Regions from separate parts of the Mus musculus genome. Here region 1 is linked to region 2. Evidence: chromatin loops called from intact Hi-C (ENCODE). Cell type or tissue: heart. All regions are shown on one strand.

The links. Peaks named below come from ENCODE experiments on the same cell type or tissue, not always from the same donor. Only the 100,000 strongest peaks of a DNase experiment are listed, where the experiment ranks them.
Region 1: a loop joins it to region 2, with 6 times the contacts of the local background. A loop is called at or near these places in 9 of 42 quality-filtered maps.

What each region holds. Positions count from the first base shown.
Region 1 is chr7:30,469,558-30,477,557 of GRCm38, forward strand. It overlaps Nphs1 (nephrosis 1, nephrin), which reads left to right. Exons shown (of 30, transcript NM_019459.2): 18 at 1,033-1,204; 19 at 1,291-1,447; 20 at 1,535-1,686; 21 at 4,720-4,831; 22 at 4,914-5,095. Among named protein-coding and RNA genes, the nearest start is that of Nphs1os, 8.0 kb to the left of the region's middle. In heart, a CTCF peak has its summit at 3,081 (motif pointing left); no DNase peak of the experiment used is centred here; H3K4me3 peaks cover 33 bases; H3K27me3 peaks cover 2,081 bases.
Region 2 is chr7:30,368,844-30,376,843 of GRCm38, forward strand. No RefSeq gene overlaps it. Among named protein-coding and RNA genes, the nearest start is that of Lrfn3, 10 kb to the left of the region's middle. In heart, a CTCF peak has its summit at 4,815 (motif pointing right); a DNase peak (open chromatin) is centred at 4,888; H3K4me3 peaks cover 733 bases; H3K27ac peaks cover 526 bases; H3K27me3 peaks cover 324 bases.

The DNA.
Region 1 (8,000 bases), 100 kb after region 2:
AATTACAGACATCTGTAAGCTGGCATGTGGTTGCTGGGAATTGAACCCGGGTCCTCTGAAGAGCAGCCAGTGCTCTTAACTTCTGGACCATTGCTCCAGCTCCTGTTGTTTTTGAGAGAGGGTTTGATGCAGGGTTCTCAACCTTCCTAGTGCTGTGACCCTTTAATACAGTTCTTCATGGTTCTAATACAGTTCCAGGCTGGCGCTTACCAGTGCGTTGTAGACAGTGGGGCATCTCCCATGACCAGAGGACTGGTCCATTTTATCAGATCATAAAATTATTTTATTACTACTTCATAAGTGTTATTTTGCTACTGTTGTGAATCACAATGCAAGTATGTGATATGCAGGATGTCAGGTATGAGACCCTGTGACAAGGTCATTTGACCTCGTCCCCAGAGTGGTTGTGACCCACAGGTTGAGACCCACTAGTGGTATAACCTATGCTGGCCCTAAGCATGCTTTGTGGCAGAGACTGCCCTAGGTTTTGACTCACTTTTGACCTTTCTCACTCCAAGGTCCAAGAACTTGGATGACGGGCCTGTGCCACCATTCTAGGACATTTATATTTGAGAGAGGATTTTCACCTGTAGTCTAAGCTAGCCTAGAACTTGCTATGTAGCCCAGGTTGGCTCTGAACTTGGGATTCTCTAGCCTCTTCCTTCCAAGTGCATATGGACCATTACATGCAGCTCAGCTTGTGTGTGTGTGTGTGTGTGTGTGTGTGTGTGTGTGTGTGTGTGTGCCTGAGATGTCCAGGGCTTTACCACTAAGCTGCAGTCTACAGATGGCTAGATGAACCAGTGCTACCATCCTGGCTTCATGCATGAATGTTTAGACAGACATTAGGGATGGGTGATTGACTGGACGGGTGGATGAATGGATGGATTAAATCAATGGTTGGATGGATAACAAGAAACAGTCCCACTTCCTTACCTTTGTGGAAGAGGGTTGAAGGGACAGATGAGACACAGTTTGAGGGTTGATCTGAGGACAGACTTGGGGACAAGCTCCTGTGTCTTGGGATGCTAGGGGGAAGACGAGGAGGAACTGAACCTGGACGACATGGAGAAGATGTCAAAGGGATCCACAGGGCGTCTGCGGATTCGCCAGGCCAAGCTGTCCCAGGCTGGCGCTTACCAGTGCATCGTGGACAACGGGGTGGCTCCCGCAGCCAGAGGACTGGTTCGTCTTGTTGTCCGATGTGGGTAACTTCGAGGTCTGCCCATAACCCACTGCTCTCACACGCATCAGCACTCGGCATCATGGTGATCCTTCAACCCATCCCAGTTGCCCCCCAGGTGGATCATCCTACTCCCCTGACGAAAGTGGCTGCTGCTGGGGACAGCACCAGCTCAGCCACACTCCACTGCCGTGCCCGGGGGGTCCCCAACATCGACTTCACTTGGACCAAAAATGGGGTCCCTCTGGATCTCCAAGACCCCAGGTGAACCTGAGTTTACTCAGTTCTCACTCCGGCCCACTTATCCAGCCTTGGTTTCCCTTTCTGAGACCTATTGTGCCCCCTCTCCAGGTACACAGAGCACAAGTACCACCAGGGTGTGGTCCACAGCAGCCTCCTGACCATTGCTAATGTGTCTGCAGCCCAGGACTATGCCCTCTTCAAATGCACAGCCACCAATGCCCTTGGTTCAGACCACACCAACATCCAGCTCGTCAGCATCAGTACGATGGGAACAGCTGGGAGGATGCAGGGGGTCAGGTCCTTGGGTCAACTATGACTGGGAGGATGGCGGGGTCAGGTCCTTGGGTCACCTGTGGCTGGGAGGATGGTGGGGGTCAGGTCCTTGGGTCACCTGTGGCTGGGAGGATGGTGGGGGTCAGGTACTTGGGTCACCTGCCAAGATCCTGGTTGCCCAAAGCCAGGAAGTGTTTCTGATAGCTGAGAGGTGTTAATGTATAGGAATGGAGTTTTGTTTTGTTAGAACAAGGTCTTGCTATATAACCCAGGATAACCTCAGATTTACTATATAGCCTAGGCTAACCTCAGACTTGCTCCGTAGCCAAACCTGCCTCAAAATGGTGACCCTTCAGCCTTAATCTCCAAAGGGCTGGGTTACAGTTGAGAACCACCAGGCCTAGCTGGGTTTTTTTTCTGGGGCTGGGAAGGGGAGGGGGTTTCAGGATGTCAGATCCAGAGCCTTGTGTATGTTGGGTCCGTTCCCTATTACTGACCTATCCCTTAGCCTGGGAATTCAGCTCTTTTTCTTCTAATGACTGTGTGGAAATATTGCATTTGTATCTCAATGGCCTCACTTCCATTTCGTAGCGATTGGCATGGTTTTGTCACATGTCCCTCCTACTAGGAGTGAGACCATTTCTATTAGAAGCACATGGCTTGAGAGTGTGGTTGGGAATGTTATTCAGGGTGTCATTACTAAGGATGTGAGGATGGGGCAAAAGCGTGTGTGCGTGTGCGTGTGTGTGTGTGTGTGTCTGTCTGTCTGTCTGTCTGTCTGTCTGTGTGTCTGTGTGTGAACCCTTTTTGTTTTTGTCTTATTTTTTTAATTAGAGTCTCACTATGTAGCCTTGGCTGGCCTGGAACTCACTATGTAGCCAAGGCTATACTCAGACTCACAGAGATCCACCTGCCTCTGCCTCCCATTCACTTGTATTTAAGGTGTGCACCACCATGCCCCCCCCCCACACGCATGGGACTTTTGTGGTCGTGAAAAGCCATGTACCAAAGAGAGATGTAATGTGAGTCCACTAAAGGGCATGTTCATATTGATGGTGAACCCAGTGACATTCTGCCCTGCTGTCCTAGGGTCACGCTGTAAATAAGTGTCCTTTCTGTGACTTACTTAGGACTGTGGATTTTTTGATTCTCATTTGTTGTTATTTTTGTAATTCTAAGTAGTCCCCAAACAGAAGGCTAAAATGCTCTGTCACGTTCCTAAGTTCAAGAAGTTTATAGGGGCTGTAGAGATGGCTGAGCCCTGGCTGCTCTTGCAGAGGTCTGGAGATCAGTTTCTGGCAGGCACTGGGCGTGAGCTCACAGGCATGCGTGAGTCTAATTCCCAGGGATCTGCTGCCCCCTTCAGGTTTCCACAGGCACTGCATGCATTTGGTGCACATACATGCAGGCAAAACATCCACAAACATAAAGCAAAAGACAAGTAAATCTTTTTTAAAAGAATTATTCTTTTATTCTATGTTTATGAGTACACTGTAGCCTTCTTCAGACACACCAGAAGAGGGCAACGGATCCCATTACAGATGGTTACGAGCCATCATGTGGTTGCTGGGAATTGAACTCAGGACCTTTGGAAGAGCAGTCAGTGCTCTTAACCACTGAGCCATCTCTCCAGCCCAAAACAAGTAAATCTTTAAAAGAAAAAAAAGGGGAGAATGTTATGATACACCTCAAGGAAGAATTTGTCTGTGTTGAGTAAACTTTGCTGAAGGGCAAGTCAGAGTGATGGCGGTCCCACAGGCTCAGACTGGCCTTGAGTTCCAGGTCCTCCTGTTCTACCTCTGCAACCAGGATGGCAGGTGTCTGTCACCATGCTGGGCTCAGGAGGGGCCGGGATCAAACCCAGGCATTTGTGTATACTAAGTGAGCACTCTACCCCACTAAACCATATTGTCAGCCTCCTCCTGCCGGCCATGTTTTCAATGTTAGTGAATCAGCAACATCTATTAAATAAGGTGGCTTGTTAAAAAAAAAAACAGAAATATGTTTAAAGCAAAAATGTATGGGTGGCACATGCCTGTCACCTCAGCAGCTGGGTGGCACATGCCTGTCATCTCAGCAGCTGGGAGGATGCAGCCAGAGGATCAAAATGATCTAGGCTAACCTGAAGAAACATGTCTATAGATAGATAGATAGATGATAGATAGATAGATGATAGATAGATAGATAGATAGATAGATAGATAGATAGATAGATAGATAGATAGATAAGATAGTGGACAGACATATAAATGGATGGATGGATGGATGGATGGATAGATAGATAGATAGATAGATAGATAGATAGATAGATAGATAGATAGATAGTAGATAGATGGATGTACAGACAAACGATAGACACACAGATGAATGGAAGGATGGATAGATAGATAGATAGATGGAGTTTAAAAATCAGTTGGTCCAATGAGATAGCTCCAGGCTTCAGACCTGAGTTCCATCCCTGGAACCTTCATGATGAAAGAAGAGAGTTGATTCCCTCAAGCTTTACTCTGACCTCCACAAATCATGTGCACACAAACAAATAAATACATAAAATATTTAGCCCCAGCCCTGGGGAGACAGAGGCAGGCAGATGTCTGTGAGTTCCAGGCCAGCCTGGCTCCACAGAGAGGCCCTGTCTCAAACAAGCAAACAGTGTTGGGAGAGAATGCCGTGGTGAGGACTGGCCGCACCAGCACTTCACCAGAAGCAAGCCTTGCGTTTCTCAGAGCCAGGGCTCCAGGTGAACTTAAAACCACTTTCTAGTGAATGAGTGCTGTACATACATGTGTATCTGTGAACTGCTCATGTGCCAGATACCCACAGGTTGTGAGCTGCGTGTGGGTGCTGGGAACTGAACCTTGGTCCTCTGGAAGAGCAGCTCTTGCTATTAGCCACTGAGAAGAACTCATTGAGCACAGCCACTGTGAATAGAGAGAACCAACCACTGTTCTCAGGAGACTCCGACAGGAAAGTTCTAGACTCCTTTTGCATCCCCTGACTCTCCATCCCTTCTCCCCCAAGGCCGTCCTGACCCTCCACTGGGGCTGAAGGTTGTGAGCGTGAGCCCTCACTCGGTAGGACTGGAGTGGAAACCTGGCTTTGATGGGGGTCTGCCTCAGAGGTTCCAAATCAGGTGAGGCCTCCGCCAAGGCTGGTGAAGTGGGGCGAACCACAGAGATGGACGCCTGGCTGAGCTGACTGTTCTCGCCATGCAGGTATGAGGCCCTCGAGAGCCCAGGATTCCTCTACATGGATGTCCTGCCTGCACAGGCCACCACCTTCACACTGACTGGGCTGAAGCCTTCTACACGGTACAGGATCTGGCTGTTGGCCAGCAATGCCCTGGGGGACAGTGGATTGACGGACAAGGGGATCCAGGTCTCCATCACTACCCCAGGTGGGAAGAGGCAATCTTGGGTAGGGTAGAGTTTTTTTATTATTGTTGGTTGTGTTGCTGTTGTTACTGGTTTTGGTTTGGTTTGGTTTTTGACATCTTGTGGGATGGCATAGCAAAATAGATACTGTTATTTCTCCTATTTACAGATGAGACAGCGTGTTGAAGGCAGCTCATAGATTAAGTACATTTTTTTATTAGATTAAGAAAAAAAACAAAACAGAAATGGAGATGGTTCAGTGGGTACAGGTGATTGCAGCCAAACCTGATGGCTGGAGTTCAATTCCCGGGACTCACATAATGGAAGGAGAGAAGTGACTCCCGCAAGTTGAACTTTCACCTCCACATGTGCTCCCACCCACAGAAAATCAGTGAGTAGTTGTAAAAGACAAACAATGCACAAACTAGGCTTTGGAGGGAATGTTTCCATCCTGCAAAACTAGCAGAAGCAGAAGCAGATAAACGCAAATCCAACAGCAGGAGGGAGATAAAAAGGTGAGGGGCAGAGTCCTAGTGAATGAGCAGAGTCCAACTGGGAAAATCAATGAAACTGAAAGCCAGCTCTGCTGCAGAGACTGGGAAGTCTTAAAATCGACCTATGTACTGTGGTGCACACCTTTGATCCCAGCAGAGCCAGGTGGATCTCTGTGCGTTCTCGGCCATTCTGTCTACCCAGTGAATTCCAGGCTATCCAGGGTACATAGTGAGACTCTGCCTCAAAAAACAAAAAATACAAACAAAAGAACCCCCCCCAAAATGATTGAAAAAAGAAAGATTGAGAGGTGGCTAGAGAGATAGTTAAGAAGCTAAGAGCACTAGCTGATCTTCCAGGGAACTGGGGTTCAATTCCCACCTCCCACATGGTGCTCACACAGTCTGTAACTCCAGTTGCAAGGAATCCGATGTCCTCTTCTGGCCTGGAGAGGAGGCAGTGCACCAGACATGTATGTAGTAATCAGACATACATGCAGACAAAACGCTCATATGCACAAAATTAAAACAAAGCTGTCAGAGAGAGAGAGAGACAGACAGACAGACAGACAGACAGAGACAGAGAGACAGAGACTCTGGATTCACAGACACAAAGAGGATTCTAAGGGAATACTATAGATGGTCTAGGTCACTACACACAGTAACTTTGAAAACACACGCACATTCTTTGAAAATGATCCATGAGATTAGAGATATAGCTCAGTGGTAGAGCACATGTTAGTGTGGATCAACAGAAGAGTGTCTGCCTAGAATCCCCCAGTGAGGGGCTGGGGGCGTGGCTCAGTGGTACAGCCCCTGCCTAGAATCCTCCAGTGAGGGGCTGGGGGCGTGGCTCAGTGGTACAGCCCCTGCCTAGAATCCTCCAGTGAGGGGCTGGGGGCGTGGCTCAGTGGTACAGCCCCTGCCTAGAATCCTCCAGTGAGGGGCTGGGGGCGTGGCTCAGTGGTACAGCCCCTGCCTAGAATCCTCCAGTGAGGGGCTGGGGGCGTGGCTCAGTGGTAGCGCCCCTGCCTAGAATCCTCCAGTGAGGGGCTGGGGGCGTGGCTCAGTGGTACAGCCCCTGCCTAGAATCCCCCAGTGAGGGGCTGGGGGCATGGCTCAGTGGTAGAGCCCCTGCCTAGAATCCCCCAGTGAGGGGCTGGGGGCGTGGCTACACAGTAGAGCCCTTGCCTAGAATCCCCCAGTGAGGGGCTGGGGGCGTGGCTACACAGTAGAGCTCTTGACTCAGATGCAAAAGTCAATCCCCAGCACCACAAGAAACTGACCAGTGAGTGCACGGAAATCCAATAGGAGGACGTGACTTAGTTCACAGAAGCCCGAAGCTTACCTACCACTTTTGTAGACTCAAGGAAACATCTCAGTTTCTGAAAGCAGTTTTTATTTGTCCCTTTGTCGTTTGATTATTGAGACAGGATCTCAATCTGCAGCCCAAGCTGGCCTGGAAATGTGCCGAGTGGCCCAGGCTAGCCCTCCCCTTGTGAGTGCGGGGATTTCAGGGCTGCGCCATCACCCCAGCTATAGGCTTTCCTCCCAGAGCTCTCTGCCTGTTTTTTTGAAAGTTGGTTCCTCTCAGCCCGGTTGTGAAGATTAAGGGAAGAGACATATCTGACATGCTCTTTGGACAACGCGATATTCTGGCATAAATGTAAAGGAAATATCCTCAGGGTGCTTCAGTTTGCTTAGCCCAGTATACCTCCTGTCCTGTCTTCCTCTGATGGAATATCAGGGCTTTCCCAATCTGCAGCCTCTGCGCACGCCCCGCCCCACCACACATGCTCCTTACATTACAGTCTGACCTTTGAATGCTAAAACACAAACTACTACTTTCCCTTGCTCTAACTCTAATTTATACCTCTACTATAGAACGCCAACAGAGAATAAACCATTTTTTTTTTCAAATTTGTTTCTTCTATTTAAAGACGTTCTTGATTTTCATTTTTTTAAATATCATTTACATTTTTAAACATGTTACACATGTGGATGTTTTTGCCTGTTTGCATGAACGTGCATTCTGTGTGTGCCTGGTGCCAGGCTTGGTGACAATTTTCCCTACCCAAGGCATCTTTTTTTTTTTTTTTTTTTTTTTAATTTATTTATTTATTATATGTAAGTACACTGTAGCTGTCCTCAGACACTCCAGAAGAGGGAGTCAGACCTCGTTAGGGATGGTTGTGAGCCACCATGTGGTTGCTGGGATTTGAACTCCTGACCTTTGGAAGAGCAGTCGGGTGCTCTTACCCACTGAGCCATCTCACCAGCCCCCAAGGCATCTTTTTAATTCACTCAACAAGTTGGTAGTTCACACTAAAGGAACATACGCACTATGAAACGCTAATTCACTATAATCCACTGCTACTGTCGGTACAGAACGGCTGTAATATATTGTCCTTAAAATGTCACTAAGAGGCCAGGGAGT
Region 2 (8,000 bases):
GCGCTTGGGAGGTAGAGGCAGCTAGAACAGGTTCAACATCCTGGTCACTAATTCAAGACCAGTCCAGGCTATATGAGACTTACAAAATAATGTTGAAGACGTAGCAGCAGAGTTTAAAATGCTCGCTGCTCTTCTAGAGGATTGAGGGTCAGTCACCAGCACCCACATTGAGTGGCTTACAACCACCTGAAACTACAACTTGAAGAAATCTGACTCCCTCTTCTGGCCTCCTCAGTCACTTGCATGCACACACACACACACACACACACACACACACACACACACGAAAACAACAATAAATAAATATTAATTTTGTTTTATTTGGTCTTGTGATTTTTTTATTTGTTTTTTTTTAATTTGTTTTGTTTTGAGACAGGGTTTTTCTCTCTATCTCTGGCTGGCCTTGAATTCACTCTGTAGACCAGGCTGACTTCAAACTCATAGACATCTATCTGTTTCTGCCTCCCAAAAGCTAGGGTTAGAGGCATGTGCCACCTCTACCTGGTCAATAAAAAAAATATATATATATTTATTTTATGTATATGAGTGCTCTATGTACACCTACAGGCCAGAAGACAGCATCAGATGCCATTACAGATGGCTGTGAGCCACCATGTGGTTGCTGGGAATTGAACTCAGGACCTCTGGAAGAGCAGTTAGTGGTCGTAACCACTGAGCCATCTCCCCAGCTTCCAATATGTAAATCTTAACAGCTACAATAACAGACCCTAAATACTCACAAGGCTGAGTATACACATGCATATATGCTCATTCATTCACACATGGCTCATTCTGCGTCAGGGGTTTTAGGGAAAAGAGGATAAATAAGGTTCTTGTCCTCCTATGTCTCAACTAGTACCTACCCACCCAAGACCAGCCAGCGGGCTTCACTGTAATGAAATCATCGTGAGTCTAGAGTGGCCACTAGAGATTTATTTACAAGATGGAGCCTGAAGGTTCACCTTCACAATGGAGTGAGAAGAGAGAGGAAGAAGGTGGGCTCTCCTCTCCCCGATGCTGGCCACCCTAACTCAGACTAAGGGGTCCTAGGCAAGTGCCATTTTCCACAGGAAGGCAAAAAACCCAGTGTATGAGGTTCAGCCCCCCCAAGGGTAAAGGATGCAAACAGTCATCGGGTGCAGTTTCAGTGGCTCCAGCTGGTAACAGGAAAGGCGCCTTCTACAAGCACGTGGGAGAAACGTTCGCATTTGTGCAAAGAACAAAGGAAAATACCCTATCATTTCTTTTTATAAAAAGATTTTTTTCTTACTTTTAAATGACTTTTTAAAAAATTTTATGTGCATTGGTGTTTTGTATGTCTCTGTGAGGGTGTTGGATCCCCTGGAACTGAACTTAGAGACACTTGTGAGCTGCTATACAGGTGCTGCTGGGAATTGAACCCCCGTCCTCTGGAAGAGCAGCCAGTGCTCTTACCCGCTGAGTCATCTCTCCAGCTCTCTGTTGTCACCTGTTAACTAGCAAGCACACACACACTCTCTTTGGCAGAGACCTATCGCATGAAAACCTGAATATTGTGGGGAAATTCTGCTAATTAATGTCCAAATCTACTACTGGCCGGAGAGCCTCTGGGCTCAGCACACAACATGGAGGACTTCCTTCATTGGCAGGACTTTTCCTTCTCTGACCTTGTCTGGGGAGTTCAAAACCTTCTACCTGCAGAATGTCATGTGGCCTTAGGTTACAGGACCGACTTCTTTTCTCCTAATGAGAACATGTTCAGCTGGCACCTGAGATTCCTGAAATGCTTCGCCATGCTAATGAGACATTTCAGTACCCCAAGCCCTCAGCCAGTGACCTTTGCCCATCCTGGATGTTCCTACTCCCAGTCCCCCAAAGTCTTGAATCACCCCAAGTAAAGTTGATCTGACTCCCCAAAGCTGGTCCTGGTATGATCATTCATCGCATGCACTGATGGGGCTTCCAACCCCCGACCCCCATCCAACCGTCCCCCTTTGTCTCTGTTCCCTTTGCTTCCTGGACCAACAGCAGCTAACGGTCCCCGGTCCCCGAGGGCAGGGAGCGTCACAGAATATCACAATGGAGATCTGAGGCTCATTTAGCACAGTGACTCAAGATTTATGGATACCAGAGGCCCACATGGGAAAAGTCAGTGTATTAGCGCAATGCTAGCTGCTGTAACACAGCTTCCTGGATTCCACTGACTTTATACAACATCGTGTTTCTTTTATTATTTCCTAAACTTTACTTACTATTGTGTATGTGAACACGTGGGGAGTGGGGGGGGAGGGGCACACATGGTTTGGTGCCTGCGTAGAGGTCAGAGAACAACTTTCTGGAATTGGTTCTCTCATCCCAGCTGCTTTTTTCTTTTGATTCAGGGTCTTATTATGTAGCTCTGGCTGCCCCGGAACTCAGAGTGTAGCCCAGGCTGGCCTGCAACTCATAGAGATAGATATACAGCTGCCTGAGTACTGGGATTAAAAATGTGCACTGCCATGCCTAGAAAATTTTCATTTTTCTTTTGGTGGTATTGGAGATGGAACCCAGGGCTCAGCCCAAGCAGGCAATCCTTCTATCACTGAGTTAAATCTAGCTGCCCTGTCTACCATTATTAGGGACTGGGGTTTGAACTTGGGCCATCAGTCTTGCTCAACAAATGCTACCTGCTGCACCAATCTCACCAGTGCCATAATTTGTTTCTTTTATTTTTTTAGGTTTATTTATTTTATTTATATGAGTACGCTGTAGCTGTCTTCAGACACACTAGAAGAGGGCATTGGATACCATTACAGATGGTTGTGAGCCACCATGTGGGTGTTGGGAATTGAACTCAGGAGCTCTGGAAGAGCAGCTAGTGCTCTTGACCCCCGAGTCATCTCTTGAGCCCTCGTATTTTGTTTCTTACAAGTGTTCTGGTGTCCTCCATTTGGTGACTCACACACCACACTCATTCATATTGTGACCCTACTATATCCTGGGGCTCAGGATGATTGGTTTCACCTGGCAGGTGGGAGGGGGTAGGATGGAGAGTTGCTGGTTTCTTCAAGTTGTCCAGAGGGGATCTACTGTCCTCCTGCCCACATTTTACTGCAGAGAACTGGTCACACAGTTATCTGAGATACAAAAGGAGTTGAGACTGTTCCCAGCTCCCCCCCCCGCCCCCCCCACCCCAGCCACGGTCTATAAGCAGAGCATGAGGTACCACTAAACATCCCCAGACCCCAGTGGGCTGGGGAATCTCCCTTCATCTGCTAAATCAAGTCCTGCTCCAGGGAGAAGTTTCCAGTTCCACCCTCACTATCCATCTGCCTTTGGAGTACATGACCTCAAACTTGATCCCTTGGAGGACAAAGTGAGCCAGCCTTGACTTGTAGGTATGTTAGTTGCAGGTTTCCCAGCACTGTGACAAAACGCTGTACAGAAAGGACTTGAGGGGGAATGACTTATTTTGAGTCTTGGTTTCAGCGGGTCCAGTTCACCATGACAGAGAGGACAGATCAGAATAGCGCTTGTGGAAGGTGACCTGGAACAGGGGAATGCTGGGACCTTGGTTCTTTTTTATGGCCTCCTAGCCTGTGGAATGATGCTCTCAATTTGGGATAACTTGAATACCCGCCACTTCTCTCTGAAGATGCTTTTATGGACACACTCTGAAGTGTGTTTCACCAATCTCCCAGGGGCTTCCAAATGCAGTCAAGTTGATGATGGCGATTAGCCATTACTAGTCTTTAGGGTAACGCTGAGGGATGATGGTAAACAGGTACCACACTCCTCATAAGCATTCCATCAGGAAAGGCCTTCCTGTTGATGATAACAGTGATGGGCTTCAGGGACGTGATAAAAGCTGTATGGGATGAATCCACCTAGACCAAAAGAGAATCAGCTTCTAGGCAAAGGAGCGTCTGTGTACAGATCTGTGTGCTTATGGAATCATAATGACTCCAGCTCCCAACACAAACCACCGCTGATCCAACGCTAATCAGACATCTGATTTGTATGGATAGAACCTGTGTGGATTCATGTGCTAATTATAAATGTAGGTTGGTTGTAAACTTTGTCCTTGGGATGGGGCTAAGTCCTACATTTGGAAAGGAAGAGCATTGATAATCCCCAACTCAGAGATTCATAAGCTAATGGCCATTTTGAGTCAATTCGTGCCAATGACAACCTCAAGATAATTTAAAAATGGTCTGGGGAGATGGCTCAGTGAGTAAAGAACTTGCTATGCATGCATGTGGAGCTGAGTTCGGATTCTACTACACAGGTAATTCCAGGGCTAGGGAGACAGATACAGGGGGATCCTGCGCGCGTGCACACACACACACACCATAATTTTATTTTTAAATAGCTCAAAAGGACAGTAAGATATTCGTAGTCAAAAGGACACAGACTTTGAAGCCTGACAGCCTGGGTTCAAATCCCAGCTCTGTCACAGACGAGCTGAATGTCTCTGGCCTCTTCTCTAGACCTCAATTTCACTCCTGTAAAAGGGTTTGATAATAGCTCGAATGACCGTTGAGAGGATTAAATTAGCTAATACGTGTAAAGCTCTGAAGCAGTTCTTTGCCACATGAAAAGTGCTTATTCTGTAATAACCAACCATACAGCCAACAGTTGCTGTCCTGGTTTCATTTAATCCTCATACCGGGCTCTCCTCCAATTTCATTACTACAACCCTTTCTTGGCTCAGGTCTCGCAGCCTCATCTCTGTACTGGCTTCCCAGAGGTTCCTGGAGGACTCTGCATTCCCAACATTGTCCCCGCCCCTACTGCTGTCTTCTGAATTTTCAAACGTGGTCCTAACGGTCCTAACAACTAGCTGCCACCGGGAGGCAGCAACACACCATGGGGCTGCCGTGAGCGCGGCGCATTGTAGGACATGTAGTCTTGCTTATCAGATAAGTGTCGGCTCCCGCGTGGAGGAAGAACTACATTTCCCAGAAGGCATCACAGACACCCTCGGCCTCACCTTGTTCTGGTTTCGCCCCTTTAGTGCTCGCCTCACTAAATGCACAGAGCGGGTGAGGCATGGGATGTACGGGTATGGTTGGGGGATGTGGAGACTGAGCGAGCACCTTGCCCAAGAGGGTGGCGCTGCGCAAGAGGCCTGCTGATCCCACTGGACCTTAGCGGTAAAATTAGACCGGAGTACTGGTTTAGGAATCGCAGATGTCAAAATTGCTGATTAGTCTGGAGAGTCTAAGGCATTCCTTACTGGAGCAAATAAAGAGACCAGCATTTTGCACCATTGCAAATACCCCTTTAGCCAGCTTTCTCTCCTGTGTTTAAACTGTCCCATGTTGGCTAGGGAGTCTTTTCTCTGAGAGCCGTGGCTAAGTAAGAAAAACGAAAAACAAAACAAAAATCTTTCCTTTCTTTTCTTTTTCTTTCCAACCATGCCTCCCCACTTTAAAACCCTATTATGGTAATGTTTAGCTATTCACAAAAATAGAATTATATAACGATCCTCCAAGTTCCCATCTCCCAGCCTCAATTATTATCAACATATGGCCAATCTTGTTTTATTTATTCCGCCTCCCCCAACCAATTAGTTTAAAGCAAATCCCAGACAGCCTATAATTTCATCTATAAATACGTATCTCTAAAACACTGAGTTCTTAAAAAAAAAAGCCAGCACATATAAAACTAACAATATCTCTGATTGTTTTTATAAACTATCAATTCTTGGTTTGTTCAGATTATAATCCAGCCGGGCAGTGGTGGCACACACCTTTAATCCCAGCACTTGGGAGGCAGAGGTAGGTGGATTTCTGAGTTCGAGGCCAGCCGGGTCTACAGAGTGAGTTCCAGGATACACAGAGAAACCCTGTCTCGAAAAACCAAAACAACAACAACAGAACAAACAAAAAACCCCCCAGAGTCTGTACATTTTATTTGTTGGGAGTTTCTTTGTGTCTTTTATTCTATAAGTGTCCCCTCCCTCTCATCTGTGTCCAATTTGATGGGTTTCTTTTTTTGTTGTCCCCGCCCCCTCCAAGATAGAATTTCTTGGTGTAACAGCTCTGGCTGTCCTGAAGCTTGCTCTGTAGACCAGGCTGGCCTCAGACTCACAGAGATCCACTTGCTTCTGCCTCCCATGCTCTGGGATTAAAGGCCTGTTCTGACTCCGGAGCGCTGGCACTAAAGGTGTGTGCCACTGCCACCCAGCCTTTTTCTGTAATGTTAATAGTGTCAGTGTTGGCTTTGAGTCTTGTTAGCCTGGTTGTTATAAAACTACAGTGAGACTTTAGAAAGGAAACCTTTCCTGTTCCCCCTCCTTCTTTCCTTTTCGTTTTACAGAAACGAATGTCTTTGTGTGTGCATGCGTGTGTGCACATGTGCCAGGGTACACACGTGGATGCCAGAAGATAACCTCGGGAATTGGTCTTCACTTTCGACTTAGCTTGAAGTGACCTCTCTCTGGTTTGGGAGGTTAGGTTTGTTTGTTTTCTTTTTGCTAATGAGTATGCCAGACTAGATGGCATACTAGCTCCCAGGGTTTTTCCTGTCTCTACCAGCCTATTCAGAGGAGCACAGGGGATTGCAAACAAACACTACCACATTCAGCTTGACATGGGTCCTGGTTCTCACACCCGCATGGCAAATACTTTACCTACTGGTCTGCCCTCGAGGACCCACCCCCCGCCCCCGCAATTTAAACTTTTCATTGCTAATGTTCATCCTTGTCACTCCGGAGGGGAGCGACTCTCCATCTTCAGCTCATTGGTCCTGTTATGATAGCAGATGCTGGACTTGCTGGATGCAGTCCACATGGTAACCGGAGATGAAGACGGAGAAATGGCTCCATGTTGTTCCTTAAAGCAGCCTGAAGAGCTCCCTTAGTGGTTCAGGGACCCCGACTCTGGGAAAACTGGGTCTTTGGTTTTGTCACTAAAAAGAATTTCAGGGTAGGCCAGTATAAAATAGAGGTGGAGTTTGTTTAAAACTTTTTAAAAATATATATTTTAAAATAGAGGTGAAGAGAAAGAAAGGTGTTCTAGCACGAAGTGAGGCCTACCTGACGGCAGGGGCATGAGCTTTCCAAAGATGAGTCTCATGTCACCATCTTTACAATGGCCACATACAGGACTTTGGTGACAATGGAAGTTATCTCTAAAGAGTCGCTAAGGGTGGCTCCCAAGAGGCACCTGGCAGAATTACAACCGATAAGGTAAATTCTAGATGTCAGGGATACGGGAAGCTAGGATAGCTTCGGTGTAAACAAATTTCATAGCACTGTTCGTGAGAGTCCTGAAAGATGTGCAGGAGAGAAAGTACGCCCCTTCCCGAGATCACGCGCATTTAGGCCTGAAGCCTGGGCCATTGCTGGTTTGACACAGAAAACAATATTATCTGCATAGTGGAACTTTCACAGCAAATGTTAGTGCGGTGACGCTCTTGCTTCTCGGCCGGCAGAGAGGCCTCCACCAGGCTCCAGGATAAGCAGCTTCTTTTCCTTCTCATGCTGCCACAATTACCTCTTCCGTCTCTCCAGCCTCACACACTGGTGACTCTTGGGTCCTCACTGAGATGTGCTCCCAGGACAAAATGTAGCCCGGATCTTAAAGACTTAGTATGACAAACAGAGTGAAAAAAAAAAGTCTTAATCACTTAAAATGTAGATGACGTGTTGAACTGATAGCAGCGTGATATGTCAATGATAAAATATGTGGTAGAGCTCATGTAGCCCAGGATGGCTTCAATTTCTTTATGCAGCCAAAGATAGCCTTGAACTCTTCATGCCCCTGCCTCTAACATCCAAGTGCTGGGGCTCTGGGTACAAGCCACCGTGCCCTCCTTGATTTGTGAATGATTAACTAAGTAATCAAAGACAAGGGAAAGATAATTTAAGTTAACTTCGTCTGTTTCTTTTGTGCTTTAAAACCGTGTGTGTGTGTGTGTGTGTGTGTGTGTGTGTGTGTGTGTGTGTGTGTGTATGAGTCTGGGTGTGTGCATGTGTGTGTGTGTGCCACTGCCTGAACCACTTCCACTGTCTTTATTCACTGTGTGGGTCCTGG